Regions from separate parts of the Homo sapiens genome. Here region 2 is linked to region 1. A link is a loop called in an ENCODE intact Hi-C map of the cell type or tissue named here. Cell type or tissue: heart left ventricle. All regions are shown on one strand. Links, peaks and the distances in the headings refer to the core of each region. The heading gives the core; the rest is flanking DNA. Region 1 overlaps LINC02112 (long intergenic non-protein coding RNA 2112). Region 2 has its middle 100 kb from the start of ATPSCKMT.

Region 1 (8,670 bases), core at 3,995-6,494:
TGTTCTGATTTCTCCACTGACCAGCTGTTTCCCCATCTCTCTTCCTCTCCTCTTGCCTCCCTATTACATGATACAGAATAATATTGAAAATAGGCCAGTTAATAGCCCTAAGTGTTCAAGTGACAGGAAGAGTTGACATCTCTCACTGTAAAGCAAAAGCTAGAAATGGTTAAACTTGGTGAGGAAGTGTGTTATTCTGTTTTTGTTGCTATAAAGGAATACCTGACACTGAGTAATTTATAACGATGAGATTTAATTGGTTCACAGTTTTGCAGGTTGTATAGGAAGCATGACACTGGCATGTACTCCCCTTCTGGTGAGGTCTCAGGAAGCTTTTACTCACGGTGGAAGGCTAAGCAGGAGCAGGCATGTCACATGACAAGAGATGGAGCAAGGGAGAGAGGAAGGAGGTCCAGACTCTTTTAAACAATTGGATCTCACATGAACTTGTAGTGAGAACTAAATCATTACTGCGAGGACGGCACCAAGCCATTCATGAGAGATATGCCACCATGGCCCAAACACCTCTCACCAGGTCCCATCTCCAACACTGCAGGTCACATTTCAACATGATATTTGCAGGGGAAAAAACATCCAAACCATCTCAGGAAGGCATGTTGAAAGCCAAAACAGGCTGAAAGCTAAGTCTCTTGTGCCAAACAGCCAAGCTGTGAATGCGAAGGAAGATTTCTTGGAGGACATTAAAAGTGCCACTCCCGTGAACACACGAATGATAAGAAAGCAAAAGGGCCTTATTGCTGACATGGAGAAAGTTTTAGCAGTCTGGCTAGAAGATCAAATCAGCAACAACAGCCCCTTAAGCCAAAGCCTAATCCAGAGCAAGGCCCTAACTTTCTTTTGAGAGAGGTGAGAAAACTACAGGAGAAAAGTTGGAAGCTAGAAGAGGTTGATTCATGAGGCTTGAGGAAGTAAGCCATCTCCATAACATAAAAGTGCAAGGTGAGGCAGCAAGTGCTGGCATAGAAGGTGCAGAAAGTTATCTAGAAGATTTAGCTAAGACAAGTTATGAATGTCACTGAACTAAATAATCGATTGTCAATGTAGACAAAACAACCTTGTATTGGAAGAAGATGCCATCTAGGACTTTCCAAGCTAGAGAGAAGACAATTCCTGGCTTCAAAGCTTTGGGAGACAGATTGATTATCTTGTTAGGGGCTAATGCAGCTGGTAACTTTAAGTTGAAGCCAGGGCTCATTTACCATTTTGAAATCCTAGGGCCCTTAACAATTATGCTAAATCTACTCTGCCTGCTCTGTAAATGAAACAACAAAGCCTGAATGACAGCACATCTGTTTACAACATGGTTTATTGAATATTTTAAGCCCACCATCGAGATCTACTGTTTAGGAAAAAAAGAAACTTTTTTCAGAATATTACTACTCACCAGCAAAACACCTGGCCTCCCGCCGGGCGTGGTGGCTCACGCCTGTAATCCCAGCACTTTGGGAGGCCGAGGCAGGTGGATCATGAGGTCAGGAGATCGAAACCATCCTGGCTAACAAGGTGAAACCCTGTCTCTACTAAAAATACAAAAAATTAGCCGGGCGCGGTGGCGGGCGCCTGTAGTCCCAGCTACTCAGGAGGCTGAGGCAGGAGAATGGCGTGAACCCGGGAAGCGGAGCTTGCAGTGAGCCGAGATTGCGCCACTGCAGTCCGCAGTCCGGCCTGGGCGACAGAGCAAGACTCCGTCTCAAAAAAAAAAAAAACACCTGGCCTCCCAAAAGCTCTGATGGAGATGTGGAGATGTACAAGGAGACTAATGTCTTCATGCCTGCTAACACAGCATCAATCTGCAGCCCATGGATCAAAGGGTAATTTTGACTTTCAAGTCTTATTATTTAAGAAATGTTTTCATAAGGCTATAGCTGCTATAGATAGTGATTACTGTGATGGATCTGGGCAAAGCAAATTCGAAGCCTTCTGGAAAGGATTCACCCATCTAGATGTCATTAAGAACACTTGTGATTCATGGAAAGAGGTTAAAGTATCAACATTAACTGGAGTTTTGAAGTTGATTCCAAAACTCATGGATGACTTTGAGGGATTCAAGGCTTCAGCGAAGGAAGTAATGGCAGATATGGTGAAAATAGTGGGAGAACTGGAATTCGAAGTGGAGCCCGAAGATGCGACTGAATTGCTTCAATGTCATGATCAAACTTTAGCAGTTGAGGAGCTGCTTCTTACGAATGAGCACAGAAAGTGGTCTCTTGAGAGGGAATCTACTCCTGGCAAAGATGCTGTGACTATTATTGAAACAACCACAAAAGACTTAGAATATTGCATAAACTTATTTGATAAAGCAGTAGCAGGGTTTGAGGGGATTGATTCCAATTTTGAAAGAGGTTCTCTGGGTAAAATGTTATCAAACAGTATTGCATGCTTCAGAGAAATCTTTCATGAAAGAGAGAGTCAATCGATGCAGCAAACTTCACTGTTGTCTCATTTTAAGAAATTTCCACAGCCAGCCCAGCCTTCAGCAACCACCCTCATGATCAATCAACAGCCATCAACATAGAAGCAAGACCCTTCACCAGCAAAAAGATTACAACTTGCTGAAGGCTCAGATGATCGTTAGCATTTTTTATCAAAAAAGTATTTTTAATTACTGTATGTACATTTTTTAAACATATGTTATTGCACACTTAATAGACTACATTATAGTGCAAACATAATTTCTATATGCACTTGGAAAGCAGAAAATTCATATGACTCACTTTATTGGGACATTTGTTTTATTGTGGTGGTCTGGAACTGAACCTGCAATATCTCCAAGGAATGCCTGTAGATGGAAGGCAGAATGTGTCAACATAGACGACTGTAAGAAGGAAAATGTGGTGTGGGGAGTCTGGCCATCTTCCTCTGAGTGCTTCCACTTTCCACGTCAAGCAGGAAGCCACGTCATTAAGCTGAAAGTCAGGTGAAATAGTCATCTAGGAGGAATGGGAAAGTGAGTAAAACAGGGCTTCATGGGTGGTTGTGCCTGACCTCACTAAAGGCCCACTTGAATCTCCTCATGAATTTAAGAGGTGATTAGGAGAGGAGGCAGGAGAAGATGGGTGAATGGAAGCCTCCACTGATCATCCTCCCTGCAGAAACACCAAATTACTCTGGATAGAAACAACTGTCCACACAAAAAAGCACCTTCATAAAAACCAAAAGTCACAGGAGCGATCACACTACCTCTTTTTAATTTCACGTCACTGAAGGAGGCACTGAAGAGGGTAGGAAAGACAGTTTTGAATTGCTGACACCATCCCTCCCCTATTACCTGGCAGTGGGCATGTGGCATGGAGAGAGAATCCATGCACTTGGGGGAGGGAGAGTGCAGTGACTACAGGACTTTGCATTGGAACACAGTGCTGCCCTGTCACAGTGGAAAGCAAAACTGGGCAGAACTCAGCCTGTGTCCACAGAGGGAGCAGTTAGACCAGCCCTAGCCAGAGGGGAATCACCTATCCCAGTGGTGAGAACCCGAGTTCCAACAAGCCTTGCCACCATGGGCTAAAGTGTTCTGGGGTTCTGAATCAACCTGAAAGGCAGTCTGGGTCACCAGAACTGCAAATCCTGGGCAAGTCCAGGGCTCACAGTCAGTGGACTTGGGAAGCATGCAACCTAGGGAGACACCAGCTGGGGCAGCCAAGGGAGCGCTTGTGCCACCCCTCCCTACCCCAACTCCAGGCAGCTCAGCTCAAACCTCTGGGAGAGATTCCTTTTTATTTATTTTTTTCTTGAGGTGAGGAGAGGGGAGAGTAAAGAGGACTTTGTCTTGCAACTTGGATATCAGCTCAGCCACAGTAGGATGGGGCACCCAACAGAGTCCTGAGGCCCCCATTCCAGGCCCTGGCTTCTGGGCAAAATTTCTAGATATACCCTGGGCCAGAAGGGAACCCACTGCCTTGAAGGGAAGAACCCAGTCCTGGCAGGATTCATCACCTGCTGACTAGAGAGAGAGAGCCCTTGAGCCCTGAATAATCAACAGCAGCCCCCAGACAGTACTCACTGTGGGCCCTGGGTGAGACTCAGAAACATCCTGGCTTCAGATATGACTCAGCACATTTCCAGCTGTGATGTCTATGGAAGAGACTCCTGCTTGAAAAAGGAGAGTGAAGAGTAATGGAGACATTGTCTTGCACCTCAGGTACCACCAGCTCAGCCACAGTGGGATGGAGCACCAAGTAGGATCTCAGGGTCCCCAGTTCCAGAAGTTGGCTCTCAGACAGCATTTCTGGACTGCCCTGGGCCAGCAAGGAGCCCACTGTCCTGAAGGAAGAGTCCCAGGCCTGACAGCATTCACCACAAGCTGACTAAAGAGCCCTTAGCCTTGAGTGAACATTGGCAGTAGCCAGGCAATATTCACCACAGGCCTGGGATGGCGGTGGACACAGGGAGAGTCCTTTGTGTGCAGAAAGGGGAGGGCAGGAGTGGGAAAGACTTTGTCTTTTGGTTTAGGTGCCAGCTCAGCCATGGTAGAACAGAGTACTGAGTAGATTCCTAAGGTTTCTGACTCCAGGCCCTGGCTCCTGAATGACATCTCTGGACCTGCCTGAGACTGAGGTGATCTTGCCACCCTAAAGGGAAGGACAGAAGCCTAAGCTTGCTTTTGCAGCTGCTGATTGTAGAGCCCTAGGGCCTTGAGTGAATATTGGTGGTAGCTGGGCAGTGGTTACACCAGTCCTAGGTGAGACCAAGCACTGTGGTGGCCTCAGGTCTGACCCAGCACACTCCCACTGGTGGTGGCCACAGAGGTGCCTGTGTCACCTTTCCCAGCTTCAGGCAGCTCAGCACAGAGAGAGACTTTGTCTGGTGGAAGTTAGGGAAAAGAACAAGAGTCTCCGCCTGGTAATCCAGAGAATTATTCTGGATCTTATCCAAGACCACAAAGGCAGTACCTCTATGAGTCTGCAAGAACCACAACGTTATTAGGCTTGGGGTGCCCCCTAATGCAGATATGGCTACATGACCAAAAGCTTAGATCATAACACCCAAGTGCCTTCAAATCTCTGGAAAGCCTTCCCAAGAACAATGAGTACAAACAAATGCGGGTTGTCAGGACTACAATAAATGCCAAGCTCTTGAATGCCCAGACATTGACAAACATCCACAAACATCAAGACCTTCCAGGAAAACGTGATCTCACTAAACGAACTTAATAAGGTTATCAGTGATCAATCATGGAGAAACAGATTATGTGATCTTTCAGACAGAGAATTCAAAATAGCTGTTTTGAGGAAACTCAATGGAACTCAAGATAACACAGCAGAGGAATTCAGAATTCCATCGGATAAACCTAACAAAGAGACTGAAATAATTACAAAGAATCAAGCAGAAATTCTGGAGTTGAAAATTGCAATTGACATCCGAAGGATGCCTGAGTCTCTTAACAGTAGACTTGATCAAATGGAAGAAACAATTAGGTGAACTTGAAGACAGGCTATTTGAAAATACACAGTCAGAGAAGACAAAAGAAAGCAGAGTAAGAAAGAATGCAGCATGCCTGAAAGATTTAGAAAATAACCTCCAAAGGCAAATCTAGGAGTTAGTGGTCTTAAAGAGGAGGTGGAAAAAGAGATAGGGGTAGAAAGTTTTGTTCAACAGGGTAATAACAGAAAATTTTGCAAATGTACAGAAATATATCAACATTCAAGTACAAGAAGGCTATAGAACATCAAGCAGATTTAACCCAAAGAAGACTACATCAAGACATTTAATTAGCAAGCACTCAAAAGTCAAGGGTAAAGAAAGTATCCTAAAGCAGCAGGAGAAAATAAATAACATTTAATACAGCTCTAATACATTTGGCAGCCGACTTTCTAGTGGAAATCATACAAGCCAGGAGAGAGTGGCATGACATATTTAAAGTGCTGAAGGAAAAATCTTATATCCTAGAATAATATATCCAGTGAAAATATTCTTCAAGCATGAAAGAGAAAGAAAGACTTTCCCAGACAGATAAAAGCTGAGGGATTTCATCAACACCAGACCTGTCCTGTGAGAAATGCCAAAGGGAGTTCTTCAGTCTGAAAGAAAAGGATGTTAATGAGCAATAAGAAATCATCTGAAGGTACAAAACTCACTGCTATTAGTAAATACACAGAAAAACACAGAATATTGTAACAGTGTAATTGTGGTGTGTAAACTACTCATATCTTAAATATAAAGACTACAAGATTAACCAATCAAAATAAATTGCTACAAACAGTTTTCAAGAAATAGACGTTACATACAGTAAGTGTAACTAGAACAAAAAAAAAGTTAAAAAGAGAGAGGATGAAGTTAAAGTGTAGCATTTTTATTACTTTTTGATTGTTTGCTTGTTTGTTTATGCAGTGTTGTTATTAGCTTAAAATAGTTGGTTCTAAGATAGTATTTGCAAGCCTCATGGTAACCTCAAATCAAAAAACATATGACAGATACACACAAAAAAAATGAAAATCAAGAAATTAAATCACACCACCAGACAAAGTCACCTTCACTAAAAAAAAGAAATGAAGGAAGGAAAGAAGGAAAAGAAGACCACAAGACAACCAGAAAAATAACAAAGTGGCAGGAGTATATTCTTACTTATCAATAATAACATTGGTACATGGTGACATTAGTAAATGGACTAAACTCTAATCAAAACGCAAAGAGTGGCTGAATGGATGAAAAACACAATACCCAATGCCCTACTGTCTACAAGGAAAACACTTCATCTATAAAGAACACATAGACTGAAAATAAAGGGATGGAAAAAGATATTCCATGCAAGTAGAAACCAAAAAAGAGCAGAAGTAGCTATACTTATATCAGACAAAATAGACTTTAAGACAAAAACTGTAAGAAGACACAAAGGATATCATATAACAATAAAGGGGTCAATCCATAAGAGTATATAACAATTTTAAATACATATGCACCCAACACTGGAACACCCAGCTATATAAAGCAAATATTATTAGAACTAAAGAGAGAGAGAGGCCCCAATACAATCATAGCTGGAGACTTCAACACCTGTCTTTTAGCATTAGATCTTCCAGACAAAATCAACAAAGAAACATTGGACTTAATCTACACTATAGACCAAATGAACCTAGTAGACATTTACCCAACATTTTATCCAACAGCTGCAGAATACACATCCTTCTCCTCAGCGCAAAGATCATTCTCAAGGATACACCACATATAAGGTCACAAAACAAGTCTTAAAACATTAAAAAAATTGAAATGATATCAAGCATCTTCTCTGACCACAATGACATAATGCTACAAATCAATAACAAGAGAAACTTTGGAAACTATACAAACACATGGAAATTAAACAATATGCTCCAGAATGGCCAGTGTGTCAATGAAGAAATTAAGAAGGAAATTGAAAAATGTCTTGAAGCAAATCATAATGGCAATATAACGTACCAAAACCTATGGGATATAGCAAAAACAGTACTAAGAGGGAAAATTTATAGCTGTAAGTGCCTACATCAGGAAAGAAGAAAAACTTCGAATAAACAACCTAATGGTGCATCTTAAAAACTAGAAAAGCAAGGGCAAATAGAACTCAAAATTAGTAGAATAAAAGAAATAATAAAGATCAGAGCAGAAATAAATGAAGTTGAAATAAATAGAACAATAAAAAAGATAAACAAAATTAAAAGTTGTTTTTTGAAGAGATAAACAAAATTGACAAACTTTTAGCCAGATGAAGAAAAAAAGAGAAGACCCAAATAAATAAAACCAGAGATGAAAAATGAGACATTACAACTGACACTTCAGAAATTCAAGTGATCATTAGAGGCTACTGTGAGCAACTATATGCCAATAAGTGGGAAAACCTAGAAACAGATACATTGCTGGACACATACAATCTACTAAGATTGTACCATGAAGAAATTCAAAACTTGAACAGACTAATAACAAATAACAAGATAGGAGCCATAATAAAAAGTCTCCCAGCAAAGAAAAGCCCTGGACCTGATGGTTTCACTGCAGAATATTAACAAACATTTAAATAATTCATACCAATACTACTCAGACTATTCTGAAAAAAGAGGAGGAAAGAATACTTTCAAACTCATTCTATAAGGCCACTTTTACCCTGATACCAAAACCAGATAAAAACACATCAGAAAAATAAACCTACAGACCAATATTCCCATGAAAATTGATGCAAAACCCTTAGCAAAATATTAGCAAATCAAATTCAACAACACATTAACAAGATAATTCATCATAATCAAGGATGATTTATCCCAGGGATGCAAGGATGGTTTAACATATGCAAATCAATCAGTGTGATACATCATATCAACAGAATGAAGAATAAAAACCACGTGATCATTTCAACTGATGCTGAAAAAACTTTGCCAAAATCTGGCAAAGATCTGGCAAAGATTGATTCACACTGGCAATCAATGTGATACATCATATCAACAGAATGAAGAATAAAAACCATGTGATCATTTCAACTGATGCTGAAAAAACAGTTTATAAAATTAAACATCCCTTCATGATAAATACCCTCAAAAATTGGATGTAGAAGAACATAACTCAACACACAATGCAAGCCATATACGACAAATGCACAGCTAGCTTCACACTGAATGGAGAAAAGCTGGAGGCCTTTCCTTTCTGATCTGCAACATGACAAGGATGCCCATTCTCACCACTGTTATT
Region 2 (8,670 bases), core at 2,401-4,900, 370 kb before region 1:
CAACAGTTTTTAGAAATACCACAGCCCTAATGCTTAAGCACATTGCTGTAATTCGACTCTCCATAAAGTGATCTTTAAATTGTGTTTTGAGGCTGGGAAGTGCACATCAGTGACACGCTTAACTGTATAGCTGCAGCCAAACTGGAATCTAGACCTATTTGTGTGCAAATACGATGCTTCAAGTTCATTACTGTTATTAGGAAATGGAAATACAGCCAGAGCAGAAATAACAGTCTATTTCCCTCTGCCTGTGCTGTGTTTTCATCAATGAGGCTTCTGAAGGACTATATGCATTTACTAACCCATTAGAATGAGCGATTTTATATCCTAATGTAAAATTAAAGGAATTTAAGGATCTGCCTAGGAGATACACTTGTTTAAACCTATATTAATGTTTCTATTGGTTATGTCGACTCTAACTAGTAACACGTTATTGGAAAGGGAAATGCCCCGGCTGTGTGTGTATTTTCTGAATCTCAATGCTATATTTTTCTGACAAGGTGTGGAGCTGAATTTCTTCTCTTCTATCCAAAATATGAGACGCCGGGTCAATTATAACTATTTTTAAATGTGAAACATATGATCAATTCTTATTTGTTTTATTAACTCATTTCCCTCCCCCCCTTTCCTCCTGATGTATATACTTGAATTCTTCCAACTTTCCTATTTGAGCCCATTCATTTCTTTTCCTAATCTCCTTCAAGCAGTATTTATTGGGGTACTCACCTGGGCTTTCCCTAGGTTGTGTGGGATCCCAGGAAAATATTCTTATATGAGGTCTCTGTCTGTAGTAATTATTTGATTAATAAATGTGTGACAAGACGTATGGGCCCATGTGGGGCATAGTGATTTATCAATAAGGATTTAGAATAATAAGTAGCATAGAGGTACTTATGTATTTACATGTTTTCCAATTGAGGCATGTGAAAGTTGTTCTCCTCCCCAGGTGCCATCTCTTTCTGTTCAGATCTAGAAACCATAGCTTCCTAGTATTTATTGCCAAAGACAACATTCCAAAACAATTCCACATGTCACCTGGTTGTTACGTTAAGGTTGTCACTCATAACCTCTTTGGCTCTTTGCAAGCTGTTTGCATTGAAATGGCATAGCTCATCTTGCCTCTGAATGTCCCCAGTCCATTTACTTAAGGCTGGTGACACCGTTACTCATGACACTGTCCCATCCCTTGTGCTGGTCGGGGACCCTGGCTTCCAGACACTCTTCGAGATGATGACTGCGTTCTGTCAATGATGACCACAAATGCAAGTCTTCCCCAGAGAAAGCAGTAAAATGTGAGTGAGAATTCATTTCTGACCATGTTAAATGTACAGATTTTATAGCATAAAGGTAGAGCAGCACATCTCCCAGCCACGTTTTCTTTTAGACACTGATTGCTGCATTCCTAGGATGTGATCTTGCTGAATGTTAATCATGAGGGGCCCAGGGTGTGGTGGGAGTGGGCTGTGGGTGCAAGAAATATCCTCCCCTCATCCTGTGGAGCTTAAGACTGACCCTAGAAAATACAACTCAAGGATTCCCACTGTATTTCCCGTTACTTCTATAAAAATGTTCATCTGGGGGCTTTTGGAGGGTGGAGGGCGAGAGGAGAGAGAGGATCAGAAAAAGTAACTAATGGGTAGAAGGCTTAATACCTGGGTGATGAAATAATCTGTACAACAAACCCATATGACACAAGTTTACCTACATAACAAATCTGCACTAATACCCCCTGAACTTATGATAAAAGTTAAAAAAAAAAAAGTCCATCTGAAGGTTTGCAGACAGCTTCTGTGTGTTATCCCAGAGATAATCCACCAGGTATTCTCAGAGATCTGGGAACCTTGAGAAATCCTGGATTGTCCAAGAACCTGATGGTTTGTAAAAATAGCATTCTGTCTGTTCCAGCCATTGTACATGTGTATATGGGACTAAATATAAGTGTTTAGTTGTTATAATTTTCTGCACCCATTTATGAAGTGTCTTGATGTTATTTTTCTTTTATAAAAATATAACAAAAAAATTAAAAACTTAGCTGGGCATGGTGGCTCACACCTGCAATCCCAGAACTTTGGGAGGCTGAGGCAGGAGGATCACTTGAGCCCAGGAGTTCAAGAACAGCAAAATAGGGAGACCCCATCTCTTAAAAAAAAGTTAGCCAGGTATAGTGTTGCTATCGGGTCCTGTGGTCCCAGCTACTCAAGAGGCCGAGGTGACGGGATCTCTTGAGCCCAGGAAGTTGAGGCTGCAGTGAGCTGTGATCATGCCACTGCCCTCTAGCCTAGGCAACAGAGCGAGATCCTGTCTCAAAAAAACAAAACCCCCAAAATAAACAACTTAAAATCAGGGAGGTTGATAGTGGGAGAGGCTGTACCTGTGTGGGGTAGGGGAATATGGGAACTCTCTCTAGTATCTGCTCAATTTTGTTGTAAACGTAAAGCTGATACAAAAAATAAAGCTTATTTAAAAGGGGTAAAACAATGTAAGAAAAAAATTGTTCTAGGTGTGATGAGTGTGATATCACCGCATCAATTGGAAATGGGAGAGGAGATCAATCCCAAAGCCCCATGGCTGCTGGTCTGGAAAGTCTTGGAAGCGGGGTGCAACACAGAGCCTGCAAAGGAGTTGGGGTAACCTCCTTGCTTGCCAGGGTTAAGGATGCTTTCCACCACCCGAGCTCCACAAGCACTGTGGCCCCGAGGTGGCCCTGTAATTAGAACAGACGGGTGAGTGCCATGCACAGACCCACACACTCGACTCTTGTCCCAGAGTCAAAAGGGGCTCTGCAGGGGCTCAGAGCCCTGAGCTTGTCCCGTGTCTGCCGTGAGCAATCCTCCCAAGTCAGCACATCAGCACCATTCCGGGAGCCCAGTATGGCACAATCCCTTGAAACCAATGTGTCCCACCCGGTGGGAGTGATCCACTGGCCAGGCTGCCCTCCTGGCTCAGGACAAGGCCCACTCCAGGGGTGTGAGTCTGGGAGCTTCTTGGGGCATCTGACTGACCCTATGTTGTGGAAGTGGCCCCTGCTCTCAGGCAATTTACATTCTTGGCTTGTCAGCAAGACTGAGAACCATAAAGTTTCTGCCTTCCTTATGAACTCTATTGAATTGGCCTTTGAGACCCAGGCCTGTACAGAAGAGGTGTTTGTCCCTCCTGATGACGGAGGAGGCCTGTGCCCCTGCCTTGGCCCCCAGATCTTTCCTCCACCAGCAAGCAAAATACAAGGAGCCAGTATCAGCACCATTGGGTCCATCCTGCGGTCTCCCCACATGCAGAGGACTCTTATCCACACAGTGAGGACCTCACTTTCCTCTGTTGCTCCTCTGGTCTTACCATCAGCACTCAGAGCTGCTCTGTACAGTTGTGCAGGTTGTGCATTGCACAATGGTGCCCATTGCCGGCAGTTACCACTCACATTACAGACATTGCGGATTTGTGTATGTTACATTTCCAGCAGATGGCAGTAAATTGCCTTGTTCTAACAAAAATCAGTAGAGTGTGATGATTTTATGATAGACGGAAGTCTTAAAGAAGAGGTGCCTTTTAGTCATTTGTAGGAAAGGGTCATAGAGGCCAGTAGTACTTTGCACTACACCTGACCACTGCGGACTTACTGCTCCGGTAGCTCTGCTGTCCAGCTTGTGGAGCCAGCTTTATTTTTCCCCAGTTAGCTTCAATCATTCATTCAAAAAATTACTGAATTACTGCTATGTGCCAAAACCCTGAGAATTTCGAAGGTTTTATAAAATAGCTTTTTAATATAGGGAGGTGACTAGTTGTCTGCTTAAAATTTGGGGGCCTCCTTCCATGATGTAGAGTGCCCCAGCCTCCCTTGCATGTGTCTAGTTCTGGCCAATGGAATGTGAAAAAGAGTGCATTGTCACCTCCAAGGCAAGTTAAGAAGTGAGTGTGTCACTCTCCTCCCCTCTTCCCCATCTTCTGGCTGGATTCGCAAGACCTGAAGGCCTGGTGAAGTCTGAGCCACAGGACCAAGGGAGCCTGGGGCCCTGAGGCCCGTCAGGACTCACTCAGCAAGGATAGGAGGTGACAATCTCAGTGGCTCATGATAACTTCATGGGCTTACTCTCTGAGGCTGATGGAGTTTGAGTTTGGGAATTGCCCTGCTGTTATACAAAGTTTTGCTTAGTGTCGTAGAAATGAGTCTGGCTTTGTTTTCCAATAGACCTAGGTTCAAGCCCTAATGTTGCCACTGATTAGCTGGGTGATCTTAGTCTTTAAGACTAAATCTCTATTTTCTCCTCTATAAAGTAATAATAATAATAATAACGGCAATCTCCCATATTTATTATGAGAATTAAGGGGCCATGATATGTGCAGAGTGCTGAGACTGCTGCTTGACACACGCAGAGCACCCAGTGAATGCTCCCAAGACCCTCAGGGCTGCAGGTTGCAGTGGTTATGGGTATGGGCCTGAATCCTACCTCTGTCTCATTGTGTAATCCTTGGAAAATTATATGTGGATTCTTCTTGGGGACTTGATTTACTCATTTGTAAAATGAGGACAGTGTTTTCCACATAAAGGTGCTGTGAGGTTGAGATTAGAGAATGAGAACACCGTCTGGTACAGAGTAAACACTCAGTGTCGTGGCTTGAACCGTGCCCCCACCCAGAAGATATGTCCACCGTCTTAGTCCATTTTCTGTTGCTGTAACTGAATAATGGAGACTGGGTAGTTTATAAAGAAAATAAATTTATTTCTTATAGTTACGGAGGCTGGGAAGTCCAAATCAGGTGGCTGCATCTGGTTGGCTTCTGGAGAGGGCCTTGGGCTGTGTCATAACATGGTGAAGGCATCACAGGGCAAGAGAGGCTCACTGAGAGCCAAACTGGCTTTTTAACAGGTTCACTCCAGTGATAACCCATTAATTCATTAACCCGTTAATGACTTGGAGCAGAGCCCTCATGATCCAATTACTTCTTTTTTTTAAATTTTATTATTATTATACTTTAAGTTTTAAGGTACATGTGCACAACGTGCAGGTTTGTTACATATGTGTACATGTACCATGTTGGTGTTACTTCTTAAAGGCCTCTCATTTTAACAATATTACATTGGGGATTAAGTTTCAACACGAGTTTTGGAGGGGGCAAACATTCAAACCATAGTATCAATGTTGCAACTTTTGGAACCTGCGAATGTGACCTAATTTGGAGAAAGGGTCTTCATAGATGTAATCAATTTAAAGATCTTGAGATGAGATCATCCTGGATTATCCAGATAGGCCCTAAGTCCAATGGCAGGCGGACTTAGAAGAGAAGACACAGACATAGACAAGAGGGCCATGTGGAGATGGAGGCAGAGATTGGGGTGATGCAGGGAGAAGCCAAGAAATACCAGGAGCTACCAGAAACTGGAAGAGGGAAGGAAGGTGTTTCCCTTAGAGCTTTTGGAGGAAGTACAGCCATCTCTACACCTTGATTTTGGACTTCTGGCCTTGAGAACTGTGGGAAACGAAATTTCTGTTTTTAAGCCACCCTTTGCTGTAATTTGTTACAGCAGCCCTAGGAAGCTGATCTACTTGGTAAATACTATCTTCTTGTCGTTATTGAAGAAATTCTCTCATGGTTACTGGAGGAGGTAAGCAGCTGTGGCTTTGGGAAGACTGGAGGTACTGAGATGGGTGGGCAGTGTTTTTGAAGTAGACTAGGGCAGGAGTTGGCAAACATTTTTCAATAAAAGGCCATTTAGTAAGTGGTTGTTTCAAGTCTGCTTTTGTAGCACGAAAGCCCAAAGGCAGCCTCAGACAATACTTAAATGACAAGATGATGGATTTGGCCTGCCCTTGGGCAGGAGTTTGCTGACCCTCAGTCCGGGGCAGCACAATTCCAGGTAGTTCACGGGCTATGCCAGTCCAAGAACTCTTTGTTACTTTCTGTGGTGAGATAAGTGCTGAAATGGAGAGTGTTTAGAAACTTTTGTAGCAACTTGATAGAGTAATTTTATATCCGTTGAAGCTAAGGGCAAAATATTTACCTGCATATGTACATTTTATGATATTTGTACATAATTATGGTGTACATGTGATATTTTGATATATGCACACAATGTGTAATGATCAAATTGGGGTATTTAGGATATTCATCACCTTGAACATGTATCATTTCTTTGTGTTGGGAACATTTCAAATCTTCTAGCTATTTTGAAATATACAATAGATTATTGTTAACTGTAGTCAATCAACTGTGCTATTGAACACGAGAACTGTATATGTATTACGGTTCTCTAGAGCGACAGATCTAACAGGATATATATATATATAGACTCATATATATATCATATATATGATATATATATAAACTCATATATATCATATATATGATATATATATAAACTCATATATATATCATATATATGATATATGTATAAACTCATATATATATCATATATATGATATATATATATATATGAGTTTATTAAGTATTAACTTACACCATCACAAGTTCCCACAATAGGCTGTCTGCAAGCTTAAGGAGATAGGAGAGCCAGTCCGAGTCTCAAAACTGAAGAACTTGGAGTTCGATGTTTGAGGACAGGAAGCATCCAGCACAGGAGAAAAATGTAGGCTGGGAGGCTAAGCTAGTCTCTCCTTTTCCCGTTTTTCTGCCTGCTTTATATTCGATGGCTGCGATTAGATGGTGCCCAGCAGACTAAGGGTGGATCTCCCTTCCTCAGACCACTGACTCAAATGTTAATCTCTTTTGGCAACACCCTCAGAGACACACCCAGGATCAATACTTTGTATCCTTCAATCCAATCAAGTTGACACTCAGTATTAACCATCACAGTATGTTTGTATCCATTAACCAACCTATCTTCCTCCCCGTGTTTCCCCACCCTCTGGTAAATATCATTCTACTCTCTGCCTCCCTAAGATCCACTTTTTTTAGCTTCCACATTGTATTAGTCCATTCGCACACTACTATGAAGAACTTCCTGAGACTGGGTAATTTATAAAAGAAAGAGGTTTCATTGACTCACAGTTCCACATGGCTTGGGGGGCCTCAGGAAACTTACAATCATGGTGGAAGGTGAAGGGGAAGCAAGGACCTTCTTCACATGGTGGCAGGAGAGAGAAACGTGTGTGAGAGTGCAGGAGAAACTACCATTTGTAAAACCATCAGAGCTCATGAGAATTCACTCAGTATCACAAGAATGGCATGGGGAAAACTGTCCCCTAATTCAATCACTTCCCATCAGGTTCCTCCCTTAACACCTGGGGTATTGCAATTCAAGATGATATTTGGTTGGGGACACACAGCTAAACCACATCACACATATAAATGAGAACATGTGATATTTGTCTTTCTGTGCCTGACTTATTTCACTTAACATAATGATCCCCAGTTCCATCCATGTTGCTACAAATGACAGGATTTTATTCTTTTTAATGGCTGAATAGTATTTCATTGTGTATACATCACATTTTCTTTATCCATTCATTTGCTGGTGGACATGCAGGTTGATTGCACATCTTGACTATTGTGAATAGTGCTGCAATAAACATTGGGGTCAGGTATCCTATCCTTTAGATATACTGATTGCCTTTCCTTTGGATAAATCCCCAGTAGTGGAATTACTGAATGGTATAGTAGTTCTATTTTCAGTTCTTAAAAATATTTTCGTTTTAAAAAGTGTATATTTTCATGGGGTACAAGTGCAGTTTTGCTACATTAATATATTGCACTGTGGCAGGTCAGGGAGCTTCACTGCGTCCGTCATTGGATATTTTAGTTTCTTGAGAAACCTCCACACTGTTTTCCACGATGGTACTAATTTACACTCCCACCAACCGTGTTTCAGAGTCCCTTTTCTCTGCATCTTTATCAGCATTTTAAATATTTTGTCTTTTTGATAACAGCCATTCTAACTGGGGTAAGATGATATCTCATTGTGGTTTTGATTTGTATTTTCCTGATGATTAGCGATATTTGGCATCTTTTCATATACCGGTTGCCGTTTTTATCTTTCTTCTGAGAAACATTTATTCAGATCCTTTGCCCACCTGTTAATGGGATTATTGGGTTTTGTTTTGCCATTGAATTGTTTGAATTGCTTGTGTATTCTGGAAATCAGCCTCTTGTTGGATAAATAGTTTGCAAATATTTTCTCCCATTCAATAAGTTGTCTCTTTACTCTGTTGAGGCGTATGTTTTGTATGTCTTTTTGCCTTTCACTATTCTAAAAATTATTTTAAATTTTATACAAGTGACAGTCTGTGGTAGATTAGAAAGCAAAACCTGGTCTTTGCCCACAGGGAGTTTGAGAAGCTTTGGCGTGTACAGGACCCTCTCTGTCCTTGCAAGAAGGTGTTGCTTACCCACAGGGAGCCATGAAAAACCAGGGAGCCTGGCAGGACCCAGCCCCTTGGACAGCCCAGGAGGTGAGAAGGATGTTCTCTGCAATGCTTCTGGCCTGGGGGCTTGAGGTGGCCTGGTTTGGACTGGACATCGAGGCGCTGTACAAGAAGCCTGGCTGAGGCTGGTCGTGCACACCAACGGGGTGTGTTGTTGACCTGAATCCACCATGCAAAGCAGGGCAGATGTTTGGCTGTTGACCAGCCCAGGGCTCCTTGAACCTGAAGGGTGGGGCCTGGTGGTGTATTTGGGAGGCTTGGGTCTCCTTGCCTGGCTGCTGTTGGCCCCCTTCCA

Evidence for each region. A loop is a pair of places that touch in the nucleus more often than their neighbours do. Peaks named below come from ENCODE experiments on the same cell type or tissue, not always from the same donor. Only the 100,000 strongest peaks of a DNase experiment are listed, where the experiment ranks them.
Region 2: a loop joins it to region 1, with 3.0 times the contacts of the local background. A loop is called at or near these places in 6 of 110 quality-filtered maps.

What each region holds. Positions count from the first base shown.
Region 1 is chr5:9,770,935-9,779,604 of GRCh38, reverse strand. All of the region lies in intron 4 of LINC02112 (long intergenic non-protein coding RNA 2112), which reads left to right. LOC105374649 (a long non-coding RNA gene) reads right to left here. Exons shown (of 3, transcript XR_925776.2): 2 at 4,022-4,107; 3 at 2,779-2,951. It also overlaps a transcript of TAS2R1 not described here. Among named protein-coding and RNA genes, the nearest start is that of LINC02221, 79 kb to the left of the region's middle. RefSeq lists enhancers at 3,035-4,234, 4,377-4,969. In heart left ventricle, for the core only: a CTCF peak has its summit at 4,961 (motif pointing left); no DNase peak of the experiment used is centred there.
Region 2 is chr5:10,140,864-10,149,533 of GRCh38, reverse strand. No RefSeq gene overlaps it. Among named protein-coding and RNA genes, the nearest start is that of ATPSCKMT, 100 kb to the left of the region's middle. In heart left ventricle, for the core only: a CTCF peak has its summit at 3,446 (motif pointing right); no DNase peak of the experiment used is centred there.